2 separate regions of the Homo sapiens genome follow, and region 2 is linked to region 1. A link is a loop called in an ENCODE intact Hi-C map of the cell type or tissue named here. Cell type or tissue: CD14-positive monocyte. All regions are shown on one strand. Links, peaks and the distances in the headings refer to the core of each region. The heading gives the core; the rest is flanking DNA.

The links. A loop is a pair of places that touch in the nucleus more often than their neighbours do. Peaks named below come from ENCODE experiments on the same cell type or tissue, not always from the same donor. Only the 100,000 strongest peaks of a DNase experiment are listed, where the experiment ranks them.
Region 2: a loop joins it to region 1, with 2.7 times the contacts of the local background. A loop is called at or near these places in 3 of 110 quality-filtered maps.

Annotation. Positions count from the first base shown.
Region 1 is chr5:89,392,121-89,403,252 of GRCh38, reverse strand. All of the region lies in intron 8 of MEF2C-AS1 (MEF2C antisense RNA 1), which reads right to left. LOC105379074 (a long non-coding RNA gene) reads left to right here and starts at 8,893. Exons shown (of 3, transcript XR_001742437.2): 1 at 8,893-8,998; 2 at 9,621-9,722. LOC105379073 (a long non-coding RNA gene) reads left to right here. Exons shown (of 4, transcript XR_001742436.3): 3 at 431-547; 4 at 856-945. In CD14-positive monocyte, for the core only: no CTCF peak of the experiment used is centred there; DNase peaks (open chromatin) are centred at 5,952, 6,412 and 6,772; H3K4me3 peaks cover 2,842 bases; H3K27ac peaks cover 4,167 bases.
Region 2 is chr5:89,298,088-89,309,219 of GRCh38, reverse strand. All of the region lies in intron 7 of MEF2C-AS1 (MEF2C antisense RNA 1), which reads right to left. Among named protein-coding and RNA genes, the nearest start is that of LINC02161, 280 kb to the left of the region's middle. In CD14-positive monocyte, for the core only: no CTCF peak of the experiment used is centred there; DNase peaks (open chromatin) are centred at 6,019 and 6,529; H3K4me3 peaks cover 3,223 bases; H3K27ac peaks cover 3,186 bases.

The sequences.
Region 1 (11,132 bases), core at 4,053-9,052:
AGGCGGCTGAGGCAGGAGAATGGCGTGGACCCGGGAGGCAGAGCTTGCAGTGAGCCGAGATCGCGCCACTGCATTCCAGCCTGGGCAACACAGCGAGACTCCGTCTCAAAAAAAAAAAAATCTAGCTGACCAATCCAAAATGTGGGCTTTTAATCACTGTGTTGCAGTACTTCATAAGCAAATCGCTAATGCTAAATCTTCTATAACAAAATAGAAAAGTTTTCAGAGAATAAAAGGTGAGAATCTGCTAAGACGTTAATGCCATTTACATCTTGGTAATAAGCTCATGAGCAGTTTTTATTCTGCTATATTATATGTTTGTTTGTAATTGCCACGTTTTCTTTAATGAATGTGGTTAAGAATTGTTCTATCATCAACTTGATTAAGCTGGGAACTGTTTCCTAAAAGCAACTTCCATGTCTGTATGTAGGTTCTAGCTGACCAAAAGTTATATTGCAAATATTCTGGAAGATGGAAGCAAAGCACAACCATTACCCTCTAATGGTCATCATCAGTCAGGCTGTGGGAGACAGATGCAGCTCTGCAGGTGATTTCAAACAGTTAGGCTGTAGTTCGCTGTGCTGCAAAGTCACAGAGACACTAGCCATGAAAAGCCAATAACCTTCCATATATTTCTATACCTGTCTCCCTTTGTTGCCCCTGTTCTGCAGCTGTATGTGCATAGCTTCCAAATTTCCATGTAAGAACTGACTCATCCATCTGTGTCAGGACTGGCTAGTTAACTTTTCTCTAGTATCGCTACTCCCTTTTTTTGGACTTTTACATCCCTAGCTTCTCTCACAATTGTGTAAGTTCAAATTCTTATAATAAATTTCTTTTTCCTGCCATGCACAGTGTTTCTGTATTTCTGATTGAATCCCAACTGATACAGTTATTGGAACCAGAACTCAGTTGCTTCTGCAATAAAAAGCCGCAGGAAAGAAGGTTCAAGTTAAGTATTGGCAGAAATATCAGCTTTATCTGTGGTAATGTGGAAAATAGAAAGTGTACCCAAGAAAACTCATTGATCTGGCTGGGTAAATAGTATGTTGACAGTACTAACTGATTTATTCTAAACATATGTGATAAAATATGAGAAAACAGAGATAAACTTATGAAGGAAGTGTTTAGCTGTTTGGCAGAACTTAGGTATTAAATGGTCAAGGACAGTTGTTCCACTGAGATTTAGGCTGTTAAATGAAGAAATGGCCTCAGAGTAATGATCAAATTCAGGAACCTTCTAGTAAAACATCATCTCAGTTTAAAAGTGGAGTCAAATGCAGTTTTAACTGTGTATTGGGACTACAGATAGACTTAATGTCATGCCTTGTAGACAGAAAAACAAAGCTTGTTAACTTGCCCTTTAGACCTTCTCTGCTAGAGGGTGTCTCTGGATTTTAAGGGTGTTATACCACAGCACCCTAAGCCTCAGGTCGAGATAGAGAATGAACTGTTGTAAAGACATCTGTGTGTATGCTTTTGCCTAATCATGTAACCATCAATAATATTCTGAGAAACCCACAATGTTTTTAAGACATTTGCATTGGTAGAAGCACTAACAAATTGCATTAAATAAGAGAGGATCAGTTCAAAGCAAAAATATCATAGGCTTTCAAATTTCTATGGGAAGAAAGCAGGCTGAGACAGTTAATCACCTACAAACATGAGCCATTCTCTGTAGAAAAGGAAGAAAGTCTCAGAGTGCAGAGCCGCCTGGCTGGAGAGTGGAGTTAAGAACCACAGGGAACCACTCCCAGGGAGCACAGCTGGGCCCTAATCAAGGAACTGGAATTGTTGCACTGGCTGGATCAGAACTGCTATGAACTAGTAAGTACTACTCATTCCTCATTCCTCCTTTTTAAATGGAAACGTTCACTGTAGTTATCCTGATACCACACCTACCCCAAGACCATCTTGCTGCAAGGAAGCCCAATGTCTACATGGACAGGCTGAGTGGAAAGACAGAGGTGACACAGAAACCCAGCTGGGCCGGGCTCCCAGCCCACGTGCCAGTGTCTGTTGCACCAATATGGAGAACAACCAAGGAATTCAACTGACAGGGACAACCAAGGACTCCTGAAAACCCTCATCCCAGTCAGCTCCAGCTGTTTGCATCACCCCAGCTGAGGTGCCAGCATCATGTGGAAGAGATGACCTATATTTGCAGTGCCCTGTCTGAATTTATGACCCACCAAATCAGGAATACAATAAAATGGTTGTTGCTTTATTCCACCAAGTTTTGGGATGGAATCAACACATAGCTGAAACAATATGCAGTCTGTACTTTTAAAAAATATGTACTTATTTTATAAAGAAATTTTAAAAATGGATGGATAATGTCCCTTTTTTCCATTTGCTAGTTTGGCAATTTAAAATTTAAAACTTAGAGGAGTAAACACCTGAATGTTCTGAATCAAAAGGTGGTAATTCATCTAGAATTCAATGCCATTACCCAATAAGCATTTCTGTGTGGCTTCAAGCTGGAAGTTGCCTTCCCTTCCTCTTTCTTCCCATAACTCTTAATTTAATGTACCATTCATCTGGCATTCCCCATAAACTGCTTGGTTAATAGGTATTAGTGATTTCATATTACATTGTAATGATCAATGCAATGTGCTGCAGAAGATTAAAAAATATATAAGGTATTATTTATGTCCTCAAAGAACTCAAAGTCTTACAAACTACTCTGATGACTTGTATAAATAAATATACTATTGTTATATATGATTGACAAAATTCTATTCCATAAGGAAAATTCAGAGTATTACAAGGGTTCAAAGGAGAGAGTTTATTTGCTACAAGTTATAACAAATAGTGTATGTAGGAGATATAGCTGAGATGAAACTAGGATTATATTGGTTTTGGGTCCAAAGTAGACTTCAAAATCCTCAAGAACAGAATACCATGATCTTCATGTCTGAATTCCTCAAGCACCTATCAAAGAGTTTTGAAAATTATAGCAGCTCAATAATTGTTTGTTGAACAAATTATTGGATGGATTTCCAATTTCTGTGTATTGTATTGTTGGAAAAGAATCACTTGATTATCGTTTGTTCTAGGATAATAATTTGACAGTGTCCTTTTTACTACCAATTTATGTGGGATGCAGACAAGCTTACATATAAAGCCATCATGACAGTTTTAGATAAGGCAACTCGAAAAGCATAAATTACTATTAGACGAAAAAAAGAGGATAATATTCACTAATATTTCTCATGCAGCAATGATTTTGCCATGTTTGCCTGGAGTAACAAGGGCAAATGGCTTCAACATGAAAGTCCATGCAGTTTGTTCAAGATATTTTGACAGATTCTATGTTATCTCCTGATGTTATGATTTGTAATGTTTATAAGCATCATCTTATGACCTGATTGAAATAAATGAGAGCAAAGTAAAGAGATAAAAAAATCTAATTCAGGATAGAGCTGTAAAAACAAAAGATTAGAATAAGGTCCTTTCTGTCACTGAGATAAATTGTTATACCCTTTTATGTTTTACATCATGGACTTCTAACACATTCACAACTTGTATGTGTCATATGGGCATGAGCTATTTCTCATCCTCCCACTCATACTTCCTTCCTAATAGCAAGTTGTTCCAAAATATCTTGTCAGCAAGCGTTTGCTGCTGCTTGAAGACAAACTTGATTCTGAAACCCTTTGCTCTTTGTGAAAGAAAGAAAAATAATCTTGTTTTATTTCCAGTGTTAGAATATAAATCAGTATCATAGCTAATTTCAGAATTTTATGAGTGTTTAAATTAAATACATATAAAACACAATGCCTATTCTTGAAAAGATTTAAAGTATAGAATAGATGTTATATACATATAAAATACGTCAAGTTTTGGTTTTCTTGATTTTTCTATATCCTTTTTTCTTAAAATCTATGTATGTATTCCTACTGAAGCAAAAAATATTAAGAATTATAATTTTTTTCACCAAACTTTTGAGAAAAATTTCAATTAATATAGTTAATATAGCCACATGTATTTAAATAATAGATTGATTAAAAGGAAAATAAAAGAAATTTACCAATTCCAGTCCCAACAGCCTTGAAAATTACAAAAAAGCTTGTGATAAAACTTCAGCCTAGAAACTGCACATTTCTTATCCTGGCCACTGTGTAGGCTTCAGATAAATCCATAACCCTCAAACTTCTGAAGTAGAGACAACATCACTCCCAAGTCAGCACTCACTGTCTACAGTTGAAGTTTGACCCCAGTGTCTAGCTCAGAAACATGACCAAGAAGTAAGTGGTGGGGCTAGAACCAAAAAACCTCCACCATAGTGCTGACTGACTCCCATAGTCTACAATTGTAATACTGGAACTGGAAGTTCCAATACAAGGGCATCAACTAACTGGGAATAGGACAACTTTTTGTGGTATTTATAAAATATCTCTGGTCCACAAAGAAATGGTAATCAGGGGGCAGAAAAGATATTCATTTATTCATGCATTTGTATATACACACATGTTCATGACCTCAATATAATGTTGCATTCTTGGTGAAAATGTAAAGTGGTAAAACCATTATGGAAAATAGCATGAAAATTCCTCAAAAAACTAAAAATAGAGAGACTTTATAATCCAACAATCCCACTTCTGCATACATATCCAAAAAAATGAAATCAGGATCTCAAAGAGATACTGTAATTCCATGTTTAGTGCAGCATTTTTCATAAAACCAAGATATGGAAACAACTCTCATGTCTATAAACAAATGAATGCATAAAGTAAAATGTGGAATATATATTCAATGGAATATTGTTTGGCCTTACAAAAACAAAAGGAAATCTTAACATTTGCAACAACATGGATAAACCTGGAAGATACTAAGCTAATTAAAATAAGTCAGTGTCATAAACACAAATACTCTACTATTCTACTTATATGAGATATCTAAAATAGTCCAACACATGGAGAACAGAATAGTGGTTTCTAAGGGACTTGGAGGAACAGAAATGGGGAATTGTTGGTCAATGGTTATAAAATTTCAGTTATGAAAGGCAAATATGTTCTATAGGTCTGCTGTACAACGTAGTGCCTATAGTTAACAACAGGATATGATACACTTAAAAATTTGTTACAAAGGTGGATTTCATATTAAATGTTCTTACAACAAAAGGAGTGGGATGCATAAGGAAACTTGGAAGTGTTGAATATGTTTATTATCTTGATTGCAGTGATAGTATCACAGGTACATAAATATGTCCCAACTCATCAAACATGCATTAGGCATATGCAATTCCTTTGTATAAAAATTAGACTTTTCTTTTTTTAAAAAAAAAAAAGACCAGGGAGATTGAAATAGTGGCATTACAGAAATGTAATGGTGAGGTACTTAAAGTAGAAAGGACTAAAGAAACCATGTTCGGGTATAAGCATTTCATAGTTAGATAAAAAGCAAAAATAAATAAACTTTCATAGTTCTTGTATTGAGTAATATGTTCAACATTTCAGATATTTACCTCATCACTGAGCTTCAGTTCTTCCTTGAAGTTAACTCCATTATTAACCTTCAACAATTTCTTAAGGCTTGAACTAATTCTGACACTCATTATGTCTTTGATCTCCACCCCATCTCTGAGATTTAATTCTTAGGCTCTGTCCCATTCATCGCATTTGCCTTATCCCACTCCCAAATGACCACTAGCTAAAATTTCACTCTTACTCCAAGGAGAAGGTAAATGTTAGGTACAGAGCAAACTGTGGTATTAGAGGTTGGAAGTGAATGTCAGCAACAAGCTCATACCTGGAGATGAGGTAAAATAATAACAAAGGAGATAAAGGTTACACACATCAATTTTTGTAAAAACAATCATGTTTATATTATAAACTTAATTTATTTTAGAAATATAGAGCATATATAGGCATAGATGTATTTACAGATCCAAATCAGGAAGTATGTCATTCATGGGAATCTAGAGGGTGATTCATAACATTACACATATCTGGCTATTGGGTCTCTGGGGCATAGGTGGCAAGTGAAACCATAAGGCAAATGAGGAACATAAGAGACTCAGAAATGGAGGGAAGAGTATAGAATTGTCAATAAGAAGAAAAAAGGTGCACTGTCTAGTCCTCTTTTCCTATAAGTTTAGTGAAGAGTTGTGAAGAAAATGATTAAATCAAGACATAGAACGAAGTTCCTATAAAGGCATATTAATTGAAAAGTGTTTGATGGCATAGAAAAATGAATTCACAAGATCAGGGGAAAGGGTGAGAGCAAAGGAGCAGTCAAGACTGAAGTGTGTCTAAGGAATTAGAAGTAGTTGGATTGAAATTCACATGTCAGAGAGTAAAGTACAGAACATTTGACTTTCACTTTTGATAGTCACTGGAATAAAACATTGATGGATGCTGGAGTTGGGAAATAAACTAGAAGGCCATGGTAAAACAGGAACAGGATATGCAGACTTTGCTGTTGACAGAATTTGCAGCTTTTTGAAACCACAAAGGCCTGACTGGGGACTGGGATGTTGCTGTGATCTTGTAAACATGCTTCCTCTGCTTGGTTCTGTTGCTGATAACAGCTTCACGTTAGAAAACCGGGTTTTGGAGGACTGTCCCTCAGCACATTTACCTTCTACATGCTCAGCTCTTCAATGAAAACAGAGCATGTTAGGTAAAAGAGGCCCCAGTCCTCCTTCTTCCAGGAATTATGTTGAAGTTACTAGGCAATGTGAAGCTACATAAATTGGCAGTTTATTGGTGAAGTGATGATTTGCAAACTACAGCTTTATATAAAGTTGTAGAAACCAGGGCCTAAAATTATCAGGATAATATTGCACAACTGCTGACTCAAGAAAGCCTCAACTGTTTCCTTCCACTAAATAGAAAAGGCAGCATCTAGTTTTCATCCTTAAACCAAAACACACATTGTAGGAATGCCTTCTATCCTGATAATTTCACTCCTGTTTTGTGTTAGAACTTCACATATGGTATGATCTACAGTACTAGATAGGAAGGGGAGAAGCTTCACATCCCTAAGTCACTAAATTATCTAATCACTACATGTTGCAGTGACATCAGTAATGGGATGGTCCCCATAGCCCTTTGAGAGTTAACATGATCAGATTTGCCTGTTAAAAGATGATTTTCACACTATATGGAGGGTGGATTGGTAGGGTCTGTGGGAAGAGCAGATGAGATAAATCAGGAAACCACTGTCAAAATCTAGTGAGAACTGATGGTCTATAAGGAGAAAGAATATGTTTAGGGGGATTAAAGTTTGATGACTAATAGGATATGGGAGAAGGAATTAAGTAGAGAGAGGAAGGTAACTGGGATGAAAGCAAGATTTCTGGTTTGGGTGAAGGTGTCCTTTCTGAGATAGAGAACATAAGAAAGTGAGTGTGTATGACAGAAAAACTCTGGTATTCACTTTGGGGAATGTTGATTTTGGATATTCAACTTTAGACATGTTGAAGATTTCCAGCAGGCAGAAAGATATATAGTTTTGAAGATACATATATGTAACAGCTCAGTGTGTACATAGTTGGTGAGGTGGTAGATCACCCAGGGAAAAGATAGAGAAGAGACCCAGAAAACATACTTTAATTTTAACCTATTTGAAATTCAAAACTTTAGTTAAACAAGGAGCCATAGACTAAGGATTATTTTTTACTTTTATACATAAAACCTTATTTGCCAAAAAAAAGCATTATATGAAAATGATTGGCACTTAATGGATTAGATCCCTTATAGTTGTTTGTGCTTTTAAATGCACTTACCAAAGAAAGAGGAGCAATATAACCCTGGGTGTATATGTGTGTGTGCATATGCAAGCCAGAGAGTGCAACAACAAAACATACTGTATACATATGGGTATTTGTATAGATAAATTTTTTTTGAATAAATGCATATAAGGAAACACTAAAAATTTGTTCTTAAGGGCTAAGAGGAACAGTAGTTTTGGGGGGATGAGGAAGGAAATGTTTGTTAAGTGGGGATGATTACTTTGCTTATAGTTCTGCTTCCAGTCAGTGTGAAGTTAAACTTAAAAGCCACCCAAGGAATCCCTATTTAACTAATATAGAGGTTAGAGAGCATGCTTGTCCAGAGAAAGATCTCACCAGCAAATAACCCTTACATAATTTAATTGCAAATTATAGTTCATATTCATATTTATATGTGTGCTTTCATGTGTATGTGTGTATGCACACACATTTTACATGCACACACAAATATACACACAATTTTTTAGCTGGTGGAATGAAAATAATTTACAAGAGCTTAATGATTATAGTGAAACACTTAAACAACAATAATCAAAAACTAAAATGAATTATGGTAAAACAACTTAAAATTTGGTGTGTTTCTCCAGCAATGAGTTTTCAAAAATTTGATTAATTATGCATGATATGTTTAATGCATCCATTCTTGAAAAATTTGATAATAGCATTAAAAAGGACATTGAAAAAACTGACATTTCCTGTTCTCTATATTTGTATCTGTAGTACTTATATATTAATGATATTTACACTAAATTTCTAAATAAGTATAGTTATTTTTACATCCTTTTCCTAAGCCCAGATCATTTATTGAATTTTATGCTTAAGGTTGCCTAAAAACTATTTATAGTTCTTTAAAAAGTTGACTTTTCTAGTGCCAACAAATTGAGTATTTAAATAATGTAAGTGATTTAGGGGTCCTGTAAATGGCACCCATTTTTGTCCCCTTACTTCCGAGTTTGTAACTGATTGAGGACTGACAAGTGGAGCTCAAAATTTTAACTTCGTTTCTGACAAACTTTACTGGAGAGAATGGCTTTTTATGTGTGACCAAAAGATTCACCTATTAATCTCCTAAATTAATCAGATTTGAATGGATAACAACTAATACCTCCATTGGAATACAGGCTGCTCTCATGGGCTTAACCATAATGTGGAGAGCGAGAAAGAACACATGCATCTCGCAGGCAGACTGACTCTGAAAAAGGCCAACAAGGCCTACGTCAAGCACACCAAGCTTTTTCTTTCAAACTTATCACTCAGGTAAGTCGCTCTACTTCCAACTGAGAGAGGAGAAGAGAGCAAGTAGAGAAATGGAAGGCAGGCCTCTTACACTTTTCCTTCCTGGGGAAGTGAAGCAGAAATTGGCTTTCCTCCACTAAAACATGGGCAATGTTGTCCTGCATCCCTACTTCATAGGTAATAAGTAATAGTATACATCCATCACTTCCAGCATATATAAAATCCCTGTATTATGCCCGATGATAGAAATCAGTGAAATTTTAAGGAGAATCAGGTTAATTCTATAGCTATAAAGATGTTCAATTTGTTTCTTTCTTTTCATTGCCCTAGAGAAATAAATTTCTGACTTAAAGAAATGAGTGATTCTTATCTAGTCTAAGAGAACCAGAAGTATATTTATGTGTTTCTTTATAGTTCTTATTATACTTTATAATCCCGTTAAGTATTTTAATGAGCATATTTAGTTTACCAATTTTTATTTTTCATACGCCTATGATATTTGTTGCACTTGTAGAATGTTCTCTTTGTACCTTCTCTTCCCTGATTATTCTTTTTAAAAAGTCACTACAACCTTAAATGCCTCTTTATAAGGTCTTCATGAAACAAAGTTGACACACTGATTTTTTTTTTCTGTCTGCACAAGGGTGAAAGATGGAGGTGTGTTAAGAAGGCAAGTAGGATGCTACTTGAAACCCAGAAACAAGTCTACCAAAACAGCTTGGGTAGGAAGACAGTTAACTTTGAAGTAATGATCAAAATTTTTCCTTATAAACAATCTGTATACTTAAAGATACCTAAAGATAAGCAATATGATAATATTTACCTTGATTTCTGAAGATTTGTTCTAATTAGTAAGTCAAAAGTAGACATTGTACTATATAAAATGTCTAACAGTTCATGCTTCCTACTAATGTTACTGGATTTAATACTATTACTATTATGTGGCACTTGAAACTCTACCCCAGAGAAAAGGAAAATGCCATGAAAAACTTAGTTTTGTGATTGAATTGCATAATTAACATATAAATTTATGATGCTAAAAAGGCAATATTGTTATGGATCAGTGCATTGGCCTTATTAACATTTCTGTTTGAATTAAAATCTTTCATAAGATTGCTTTAGCTTTTTTATTACTACAGTTAATACAAAAAACTTAAGAAGGCTCAGTGATAGTCACATGCCTTCAGATTTCATAACAGTGGAGATAATATCTGGTCAGTTTTGTTCACCGATGTGTCCTTTATGCTGAACACACAGTAGGAGTTCAAGAAAGTTCTGCTGACTTTATGAATAGATTAAGAAACTGGAGACTCCTGATAATATGAAAAGTGCCAGCCTCAATCTTCTTGCAAGGATGCATTAATTTGTAATGGGGTTGAAAAATCCTAATCTTTACACAGAAAAAGGAGGGAAACATATAGTTCTCTTATAATTATATTATGGTCTAAAGATGCCAGATTTTTACGAAGCATTTTAAAAGGTTTTTTTTTTTCTAAACAGAATAAATTTGGCTTTAACATTTGAAAAGGTGTCTTAGAAAGTTCTTACTATGTATTTTTAGGAAGTATTTTAAATAAATTAAGGAGTATGGTGATAACTCTTTCTAGCATGGAAGAAATGAACTTTCTTGTGGGAAACAGAGACATTTTTCATCTGTAATTTCTCTAGATTGCCATTGAGCAATAAGAGATAATGAACAAGAAAGGCAATATTGGCTTCTTCAGGCCCCGGGTTTAGGATAAGATAAAATGATTATTTAACATAAATTGGGAGATGTCTTACCTTTTAAGATTGAAAAGATGTTGTAAATATAACCATAATGACCCTGGGGTAATTTGCAAGTTAAGGCAATTCAGGAAATGGGACAAATTATGTAGCAAAACAGTGAGAAATTAGATTCAAATCTCAGTTTATTTGGTTTTGAGCCATTCAATTTCATGAAGTGATTTAATCTCTCTGTATCTTAGTTACAGCATTTATAAAATGAGAATGACAATATCTATTTCATAAGGGCTATTGTGAGAATTAAATAAAATAACTTAAATAAGGGAGTAGTACAATGCCTGGCATCTATCAGTATCGGCACCCCTTTTTTTTCCGTCAGAAATGTGGAGAAATTTTGAAACAAACCAGCTTAGAATCTCCAGCTAGGAAA
Region 2 (11,132 bases), core at 4,010-9,009, 94 kb after region 1:
CTTTGATGAGTAGGAGAAGCATCCCAAGGAGAATTTATCAAAAAAAAAAAAAAAGATAAGCCTAACATTAAGCATCAGGCAGTTTAACATGTATGAGTCTGTTGAGAGATCCTTTCAAGCCCCCACAGCATATTCACAAAAGTAGATTTGCTGCTTGAAATCATGAAAGCAGATGCTTTTCTTTGACCAGGACCATTACTAAAAATACCCTCCAAATTTCTTTTGTTTTAGATGAAAGTGCTGCTTAGGTAAATGCGAGCTTTCAAATTTAAGGTGCTGCTATTGTTACTTAGATGTGTTCTTCTTACTTGAGAGTTATATTTCCTGTGGCTTGGGTGTTTTCTGATAATACTAGTACATTCTGAGGGCCCCTCGCACAAATTGGAGGGAACGTCTTCTAGCCAAGCCTGACAAGGCTCATGGCTTTCCAAATGAAGGTCAGAGAGAGTACAGCATTTTGTCATGCAACTCTCCCCAGAAGGTTCAATGGAGCCGACCACTGTGACCACTGCTGTCACTGCTCAGTGATTGACAGTTACATTGCTCAATTCTGTACTCTCATTCCATTTTGTTGTAGTGAAAAATGCAGGTGATTTTGTGTCCTACAGACTTGGACTCTAAGTCTGTTTTAGCCATTTTGGTTACAAACTCATTTAATATAATAATTTTTAATTTAGAAATCTAGGCTTCATCAATTCTACCAGAGATAGTGATTTAATTGTGCAAACTTGAATTGTTATTCATTGTTTTTATACTGTTAATTGACAAATAAAAGTTGTATGTTTGTGATGTAAAATATGATGTTTTTGAGATATATATATATATCTCAAATCAATCTATTTACCTTACATACTTTTTTTGTGTGTGTGGTGAGAACCATTAAAACCTTCTCTCTTAGCAATTTTTTAATATGCAATATGATATGTAAAATAAATCTCTTAAACTTATTTATCCTTTGTAACTGAAATTTTGTTTCCTTTGGCCAATATCTTCCCAATCTCCTATCCCCTACTCCCCAGCCTCTGGTAACCACTGTTTTACTCCCTATTTCTGTGAAATCTTATCATTTGCAACAACATGGATGAACTGGAGGACATTATGTTAAATGAAGTAAGCCAGGCACAAAAAGACAAATACTACATGATTCCATTTATACATGGAACACAAAACAGTTTAACTGAATTTTTGACAACTACTAAAATGGACATTCAGGCAGTTATATGAAGTCAGAAGTAGAACCACGTACTAATCTTCCTTCCCTGTTATCCACCTTAATTATTAATAACATTTTTCCAACATACCACTTTGGTAGTAGATTTGATGATTCCATTCATTTATTTAAAAATATAAATGGGTGCCTATTATGTTCCAAGCAATGTGGTAGGCTCTGAGGACTCACAAGTAATATACACACAGATTTATCCTCAAGTGGTTTATTGTCTAGGGACAGAGAAAGGAACATATACTTTTTTTGAGAATGTTTTTGTCCAGACTTTGAGAAGATATTTATTAGGCAGTCAATGAACCCTTAAAACAATATAGGTTAACACCTATAAAGCAGAGGATGCTATAAAGCAGAGGATGTGGAGAAATAGGAATGCTTTGACACTGTTGGTGGGAGTGCAAATTAGTTCAATCATTGTGGGAGACAGTGTGGCAATTCCTCAAGGATCTAGAACCAGAAATACCATTTGACCCAGCAATCCCATTACAGAGTATATACCCAAAGGATTATAAATCATTCTACTATAAAGACACATGCACACATAGGTTTATTGCAGCACTATTCACAATAGCAATGACTTGGAACCAACCTAAATGCCCATCAATGATACACTGGATAAAGAAAATGTGGCACACATACACCATGGAATACAATGCAGCCATGAAAAAGGATGAGTTCATGTCCTTTGCAGGGACATGGAGGAAGCTGGAAACCATCATTCTCAACAAACTAACAGAGGAACAGAAAACCAAACACCGCGTGTTCTCACTTATTAAGTGGGAGTTGAACAATGAGAACACATGGACATAGGGAGGGGAACATCACACACCAGGGCCTGTTGGAGGGTGGGTGGCTAGGGGAGGGATAGTATTAGGAGAAATACCTAATGTAGATGACGGGTTGATGGGTGCAGCAAGCCACAGTGGCATGTGTATACATATGTAACAAACCTACACATTCTGCAATGTATCCCAGAACTTAAAGTATTATATATATATTTCCTGATAACAGAATCTCACAAATCAATTTTCTAAATATTATTCATCCAAACATTTTTGACAGCCATTAGCCAAACTTCTAATGCTTCATTTATTTACTCCCAGAAATTCCCACAAATTTAATGCATCAGTTTCTAGACAGTTGTTTCTGGACTTTTTATGTTCTCATTGAAATATAGAGAGGAAAAATGGTACTAGAATGAAGAGTCAAATATTACAAGATATCATGTGTCTGGTCATAATCCCTTTTAATTTTCTAAGAATGCAAACCTGGGACTCCTTTTTTGGAAACAAAAATTCCTATTCAGAACTGAAATTGTTCTGACAAGACTCAAGCTAGCTCAGGCAAAGGAGTTACTTCCTCCATGAGATGAAAAATAAAATGAAGCTAGACCTATGCTCTAACAATATACCTTCTGGTACTTATTCCTCTGGCACTTTTGTCCACACCCAGAGACTGAAGTTATTGCACCCAAAGGGAGTATTTTTATCTTTAATTATTTATCTGTAATTGATTATCTTCTAATTAATGAGTTTAATTTAAAGTAATTATAAAATACTCTTCTTTTTCCTAATTTACAAAGAATTAGAGCTGAGGATATTAAATGGTTTCAGGGTACAGGCAGGAAGTGACTTTATTGTTCCCTAGCCATTGCCTTTTAATATTCTATGACAGATCTGCTTTCTGTGCTATTTGACAATAATTTGGGCATATCTTAGATTTCCAATCACTTTCAGTTGTTAGAACACACGATAAGTCAATGATGATGAGAGAGAGAGATAAAGAGAGCAAGAGAGAGAGGAGGCTGGATATTTAAAAATTCAGTCTCTATTAAACACAGGTGTCAATATCATATCTAATTCATGGCTCTTTTCCTTACTCCCATAAGAACTAGTTTTCCTGCAAAGATAATGAATTTTAAGCTTCAGAACTCTGAACTTGGAGGGCCTCTTACAAACCCTGTACCTAATGATGCATTTGTATGTTTTGTGTTCTGCTTTTGAAAGAGCATTCTCCAAATTTCATAAGGCCCTACAAAAACTGGATTCATCTGTCCCAGAAATTTAGGCCTGATCAGTGGACAGAAGGACATGTGGCAGGTGTGGAGGAACTAATCTACTCTCTGACTCCTCCTCCTCCCGCAATCATTTCTACCCCTCACTCCTTGAGAGTTAAAGCAGAAGTGGACTTAGAAGAAAGAAGCAATTGTTTCTTCACTTAACAACAACTGTTGGTAGTTAACTCTTGACTTTAGATACCCTCTCCAAGACAAACACCTAAATGCTGACTTTCTCTTGAAGTAGAATTTCTTGATATGGGCAGTGGTCTCCCTAGATGACCTCAGATGACTACTCACAAATCACTCCTCCCTTGGTTCCTCGTCCTTGATGTTCACACTATATTTATTTGTAGTTCACACTACAAATGTACTATTTGTACATTTAGAAAAATGTATAAATAGTATAGTTTAATCATTGGAAAAAATCATTTATTGAACATTTTCTCTGCATGAGGTTCTACGTGAGATATTTTTCTCACATTATTTCTCAATAGCAATTTAAAACATTACTTGTGGTTAATACACAAAAAAGTCCACACATGCACAAATCTTTAAACAAGTAGCAAATAGCACACTTAATGTATCAATTGTAGGTGCAAAGAGCAGAACGAGACAAGTATGTATCCATATTGTTTGGGGATTTCACAAAGTATAGCTTTAGAAAATTTGGACAGCACAGTGAATTTCCAATATTCCAGACAACTCATTCTGTGTGATAATGAAGATAAGAGATTCATTTGAAGTTCATCTATTGCCAAATAACTTATCCAGAAATTTTGTTGAGAACCTAGCCAGTAAATTAGACATGGAACCTTGAAGTATTGTTAACTCAGTTCAAATAATTGTATCAGGAGCACTGTCTATGTGACTCAACATTCTGTCTCTAGGTTTATACTCTTTGTGGCATGGCATATAGTAGGTACTCATTAAATATTTGTTGATGAAATGAATGAATAAACAAAGGATATCTTCCCCCAACCTATTATTCATCACACAATGCAAACCTGAGACTATATCAGTAAACAGAGAGAAACCTTATCTTAATCTGCCAAGTATGCTTTTTCTTTCTTGCCAAACTTGCCATACACAAGGGTTACATATACATTTCATCTCATTCTCAGCTTCCTCTGAGGTTTATGACTCCATGCAGCAGCCATGTTTCTCTCCACATGCACTAGTAGAATTCCTGGAAAACATGCCAGAGCAAAGAAAATGCTTTCATTCTGCTATCTGTTAAGGAATGAATTTTTTTCAAACATAAAGGAACCTCCCCATAATTATCTGTTTCTCTATTCTTCTGTCGTATGGTTTATCCCAACGCAGGTAAATCAACAATAATTTCATTAAAAGTCTAAAAATCTTAATAGTTGTTCCTTTCTTTGGAAATTAAATTCTTAGAGAATGTAATGAAGCAAGATAAACAAAAAATTTTCATTAGATTGAAATCTTTGATACTGCAATGTGTCCTGGATATATCTGTAGCCTGTTCTTTATTTTTTAACATATTATAAGAATCATAGTTCTTTTTAAAGGGAAACTTTTGAAAATATATCGCTAGTACCATATATGTAATATTTATGACATAATGCTTTACATTATAAAATGAATGTTATGTTGATATTATCATCAATATATAAACACAATTGGAAAAACAAGAAAACAAGGAAGATTCTCTTCATATTTGCAGCTTGCCATTTGTTGAATATTAAAGTTAAATTGCCAGCCCTTTATAGACTTCTCTTTTCTCTTCATAAGTTGACAAGTTTGCCCAAAACAAGACACATTATTACCACGGTGATTCTATGGCAGTGACTTTCCAGAGTTACTGCTCAGGACTTACTGCCTGAATTGATGATAGGAAGCCCTAAATTCTTCTCCTCCTCTCATGATCTTTGCAGCCTTCACCACCCCACGAAGGTGCAGATTACAATCCCAGATGCTGGCCATTTGTGTATATTCCATTGTATTTTAATTTTATAAGCATCATGGCTAGTAGAAATTTCCTATAGAATTATATTCGTAGCCAGAAATGAAAAATGACCACTTTTTTTGGCCTTTCACTTCATTGGAGCTGCACTTAAACTATTACCTATTTAATTCAAGTGTAAAAACAAAACCCACTAAATATTCAAGGTGAAAGTCTGGAGTATGTTTTAGGATGTCTTTTAACCTCAATTAAATTTCTAAATGTATTAATTCTCCATTTCACTTAGCATTTGTTAGGTGAGAAAGGGGGGCCCCAAAAGAGTTTTATAATGATTAGGGCAAGAAGCATATATTGACAAGGAGAGGCTGTGTGATGAAATTTGCCATCCTCAGTGAATACAATGACAGCACCGTGGGCTTAATACATTTTCTAAAATTTTAAACTATGGTGTAATGTTCTTTTTTTGAAAATATACAAGAGTGATGTAAATTGTGTTATTAGTAAACCACTTAGGATTGTGTTTTTAAGGCTTTTTATATTTGAACCCACAAGTAGTTTGCCAGGGAACGGTGCCCTTAATCACTCTCCGTAGCTAAGCAAACACATTAAGCTGACTTTCTAATTGGCATGAGCCGGATTTCCCTCACCATGATGAGTGTGATTTTGAAACCAAGAAACTTTAGGTTTGTCCTTTAAGAAAAGTGATTTACAGGAGAAGGTTGTGGGAGGGAAAAAGGAACTCTATTTTACCCCAAAAAGAGACAACATCCTTGCCCGAGGTAGCATTGTGACATTGCCAATGCAACAGGGTTGTGAAATACTGAGTTTTTGTTTTTGTGGTGATGTCTGAAAGTACTGGTTACTGCACCAATGTCTTGTTATCATGCATCTCTAGTTCTGGATCTACTTCCTTATAATTGCTAATGAAAACAGAGTGATGAGCAGAGCAGTGGCTAGATCTTCAGTTCAATTCTTCTGTTGTTTGTATTAATAGATGACATCTTCTGAAAATTTCTTAATAATTATATTTGGCATTTAAGAAACAAAATACAATTGTCTTTTCCTATATTTTTAAGTCTATTTAAATTTTTGACTTACAAGCTAACTTATCTTTATTTCTCTAATCCTAGGCATCCACTAAAAACAGTCTCTATTAGTGTATATTTTGCAAGTAATCAAAATCACAGTAACTGAGGAAAATTAGGACAAGCCTAATAGTAGCCAAGCTCTAAATAGGCTTTAAAATAAAAATAGGATATGTGACTCAGAATACAGTACTAGTTCTTCATCTTACAGATGTTCTCAGCCATCGGAGTCAGCGTGGGCTATGACACTGGTAAGTGTGGGTGAAATGGGTAAAATTTTGGAGAGAATGATAGGCTTTTTTTTCAGACTATCTTCCAATTACCTCATATTACTTTATGTTTTACAGAATGTACAGAAAACTTTGCCTACTCATTTCTTATTTGCCTTAATAGCAAGCTTTAAGTGAGCCTTAAATTAGTAATAGAATTGCCTCCCTCTTCTAATGGCATTTTAGGTTTATACAAAACCCATCTCAGGAAACAAGTGTCTGGCTTTAGTTACTTATCAGCTGAGTGGCTACCTCATTAAACAAAATTCACTAATGATTTCTGTCATGACACGCCATTCATTGGGCCAACAAGATAGAAAAGACAGCATCTCTGACCACGGAAGGGACATGACAGAAATGCTGTCATGATATTTATATTCCACCTACTCGAAAGACCAATTGAGAAACTCCATATGGACTCCAGTTTGCCACTAGCCCACAGAATTGAAGTTTCTTAGCTGGCTTAAATTAAGAATTTTGGGTAAGTGTAAAACTTTGCATATATTTATTTTCATAAATCTAGGCAGTTTATTTTCATGTAGTTCTTTTCATCCTACCCAATTCTCTTTTAGTTGACACAATAGGCAAAGGAAATACATTCTTAGAAAGCTTGTAAGAAGAGAGGGCCAGGTATAATAGGAGAAAGTAAAAGAACATTGCTTGATAGCTCTAATCTAAGGTGTATTAGTTAGGAAAAGGTATGTACACCTAGTTTAGAACAATAAGAAAAAGAAGGTAGCCTCCATTGAGGTAGATTGGCTGATTTGAATTATCTGAAACCCCTTCCTCTCACTTCTCAACATTGGCCAAATGGCAGGTGGTACAAGTCCAGTTCCCCAGTAAGTTCCTGTAAACAAAACTACTTATTTATAGACAGCTTCTCAGTACTGTTTTTCAGGAGCTCAGTCAGAACGCAACTCAGAGCCACATCAACTGCAAAGAAAAATAAAGATATAAAATCCTGTTTTGAAAAATTTGCTTTACAACTCGAATGAGGTCCGCCATGTATTTGGGGGGATCTTCAGCATCATGGCTTGAGAACAGGTTTAAAGAAACATAGAAATAAGCCCCATGAACTCCTGCATTGGAGCAAAAAGAAAATACGGCTGACATCATGGAAAACTGCCAGCAGAGTTAAGCAAAATTTGAAATATCTACTTCTCCTTTCTATTCTTTCTTCTTTCTTCTTTCTATAGGGCATTCATTGGAATCAGCTTCGATGGAGGAATAACTGAACCACTGTGTATACAGACAGATCATAAAGCGGTGAACTGGGCTATTGAAATACTGAAGCTTTCCCAAAAAACTTTTGCCATATTTATTTATATAATGCAAAGTAAAATAGTAATATCTTTCTTTCAAAAAATACATGTCAATGTGCTTTAATTTATTCTCATAATTCTCCATATGAAATTTGCAGATATGTGAAGATTAACTCAGCATATATTTCAAAAGGTAAAATCTTCAGTAGTTTTAATCTAGGCTTATGTTACATATAGAAAATAGTAGGAAGAGGTATAGTTGCTTATAAGGATGAAAAATATGGCAGCTTTTAGTATAATCTCTTCTTACATTCTAAAGCACTACATGTATTCACCAACAGCTAAATGAAATCACTTTACACATTCACCAATTTTTATTCAGCAACTATTAAATTCAAGACATCTTGTCTGTTCTGAATATAACTGCAAAGGTACATAAATATAACCTTATTCTTCAGAAACAAAATTTCACCAAAGAGAAAAAGTGTAAGCTTATTTGCAGCAAAGATATATTTGCTACTTGCTGGCCCACATGAGGCACCTATTACATATTTACTGAATGAGTGTATAAACCATAAAATCAAGTAATTTAAATATAACATATGATATAAGCCACAAATGTGATTAATTCCTATGGGATTTAGAGCAAGGGGCATCACTGTTAGCTGAATGATCAGTGAAGAACTCACGGAGTTGAATGAGCTGATAAAGATTTTAGTCAGGCAATAGTTCAAAATAGGGCATTGTTTGGTAGGCAGAAATAAAAGAGGAAGTCTCAGGCAGAGAGAACAAAAAGAACAAGACCATATAAGGGTAGGGTATAAATACAGGATGGGAATAAGGGAGATCCAGGAGATCAATTCTATTTGAGTAGGTGGAGCAGTAATGGGAGAAAATGGATTGGAGCCAGATAACAAAGGCCTCGGCTATTACACTGAGGACCTCACACCTTATTCTGAAGACCAGTGTTTTCCATGTCTCCTAGAGTGCTCTTCTATTGCTAAATTGCTTGAGCACTCACCACCATAAGTGTATAGTTATATATCAGAATTTTGTAAAGTATACACATTATATTGTCCATCTATATCTATCCTTTATGTATATACACAGAGATGTACATACATGAACACATATTACAAGTAGACATTTTTAAGTGTCGACTAAGTGTGACACATCTACCATAATTTTTAACCACATATGATAAATGTATTTAGTTATTTTTGTACATATTTGCTTACTACATGTCATCTGTATTCCCTGCTGAATTGTCATCCTTATAAGAGAAGGAAACATTTTCTTGTTCTTTCTATATTGCAAGTGCCTAGTGCAGAATCTGGCACAGAGTAGGTGCTTATTAAATATTTGTTTGATGAAGAAATAAGTTGAACGGTTGACTGATCAAATTTGTTTTGAGGTGAGAATAAACTAATCTGGAGCCATCAAACATTCTTCATATTTCCCACTAGAGACTCTCTATATATCACGTATTATAAACATTAACCTTCAGTCTTGAAACTATCAATGACAGACTCCATATTAAAGAAAAGATGGGAGAAACAAGGCTGTCCCATCTTGAGTATAACACTAAAATGTTCCCTTTTCTTTAACAGCTTTATTAACATATTATTAATATACAATACATTACACACATTCAATGTGTACAATTTGATGATGGATATAGTCATACACCTGTGAAACCATCACCAGAAATCAAAGTAATAGATATGTCCATCACCTCCAAAAGTTTCCTTATGTCCTTTTATTTGTTATTTTTGGTGAGTGTATCTGTGTGTGTGTGTGTGTGTGTGTGTGTGTGTGTGTGTGTGTGTTTAGAATACTTAAGGAAACTGTCTTAATATAGTTCCCATTTCTACAAACTAAAGACATAGCATTTCTTTCCACAGATGTATTTAAAAAGGAATATAAAATTCCATTTATAATTTCTTCATATAAAACGAAGTATCTCAAAATGAGTTTCCTGGAGTCCAGGGGTTCCCAATAGGATCTTTAGAGGCTTTTCTAGGATAAGGGCTAGAAAAATGTGTTTGAGGAGAGTGACTACAGACTGCTATTTCAACTAGCCATCTCCAGTTTTCTTCTTTAATAGAGATACTTTTTATAGGATACTGTTTGGAAAAAAAAGAGCTCAGACAATTAACACAATGTTTTTTAAAACCAATAATATAAAGGTGTTTAAATCCTGTAGAAATACAATAGAGCTAATTAATAACTGTGTGAAATCTAAAATGAATTTTAGTCATTTTTGTCATATTGGTTTGTTTATATATTGGCACACCTACTCCTCAATCTATGGTATTGCTGCTGAAACTACAGTAAAAAGAAATAAAACTACTACTGTAATTAAAGATGCTTTTATCCCTAAAAGTTGTTGGTGATTATTCTTTTTTGTCTTCCCAAATCCATCTCCTCCCCTTTACTACTTATCAACTGGTCTCCCTTGTTAGTTGGCGTCTGGTCAAGGTCAACCAATGGGACGCATTGGAGGGAGATGAGACCATGGGAAGAGAAGAAAGCCATAGCTTATTTTCCAGTTCCTACCTGCATTCACACTGTATGTCTAGCAGTAGCTTCATCTGCCTCTTGGTTTCCTTTTCCACAGTTCTAGTAGTCACTGGACTCTAGTAACACTTTTTCCTTCTGTTCAGGTCCTAGCAGGTTAACAACTTTCCACTGTTGCTATTCTCTGGATCTTCACTATTTCTTTGTTTGCTCCTTTGCTCCTCTCACACCTCTGTAATTAATTTCTTGTCTCTTTATTTGAGCCATCTGGTGAATGATGTTTCCTACCATTTTCTTGGCTGATACAAAGTTAAAGCCTATTAAAACATCTAAAACTAAAATACAGAAAATTAAAATACTGGTCATTAAAATTTTTACCGTTGATTCAACCTTGTTTACCATGTCTCCAATATATCATACTGTACATTCTTTTTGCCAAAAACAATAACTACTCTATATTCTTAGAGACTATTAGCAAATTAAAACTAAAGAAAAAGTTCATATAATGTTATGTAAAAGAATGTCCAGAAAAATTATTACTTCATTGTAAATAAATATTCAGAACTCTCCATTCTGCACTTGCATGCAAGCTAGAAGGTGACAAGACCACATAACTCACCTCACAAAGCCAGAGAAGACTAAAGAAATATCCTCAAAAAAGTTCAAAGAGTAAATTTATATATGTGCACATGTTCACTTAACTACAAAAAAAGCAGAATATGTTATTATCCGAGGCCCAAGAGACTAGTCAATGACTAGTAGCAAAATAGTTTTGCTTAAGTGTC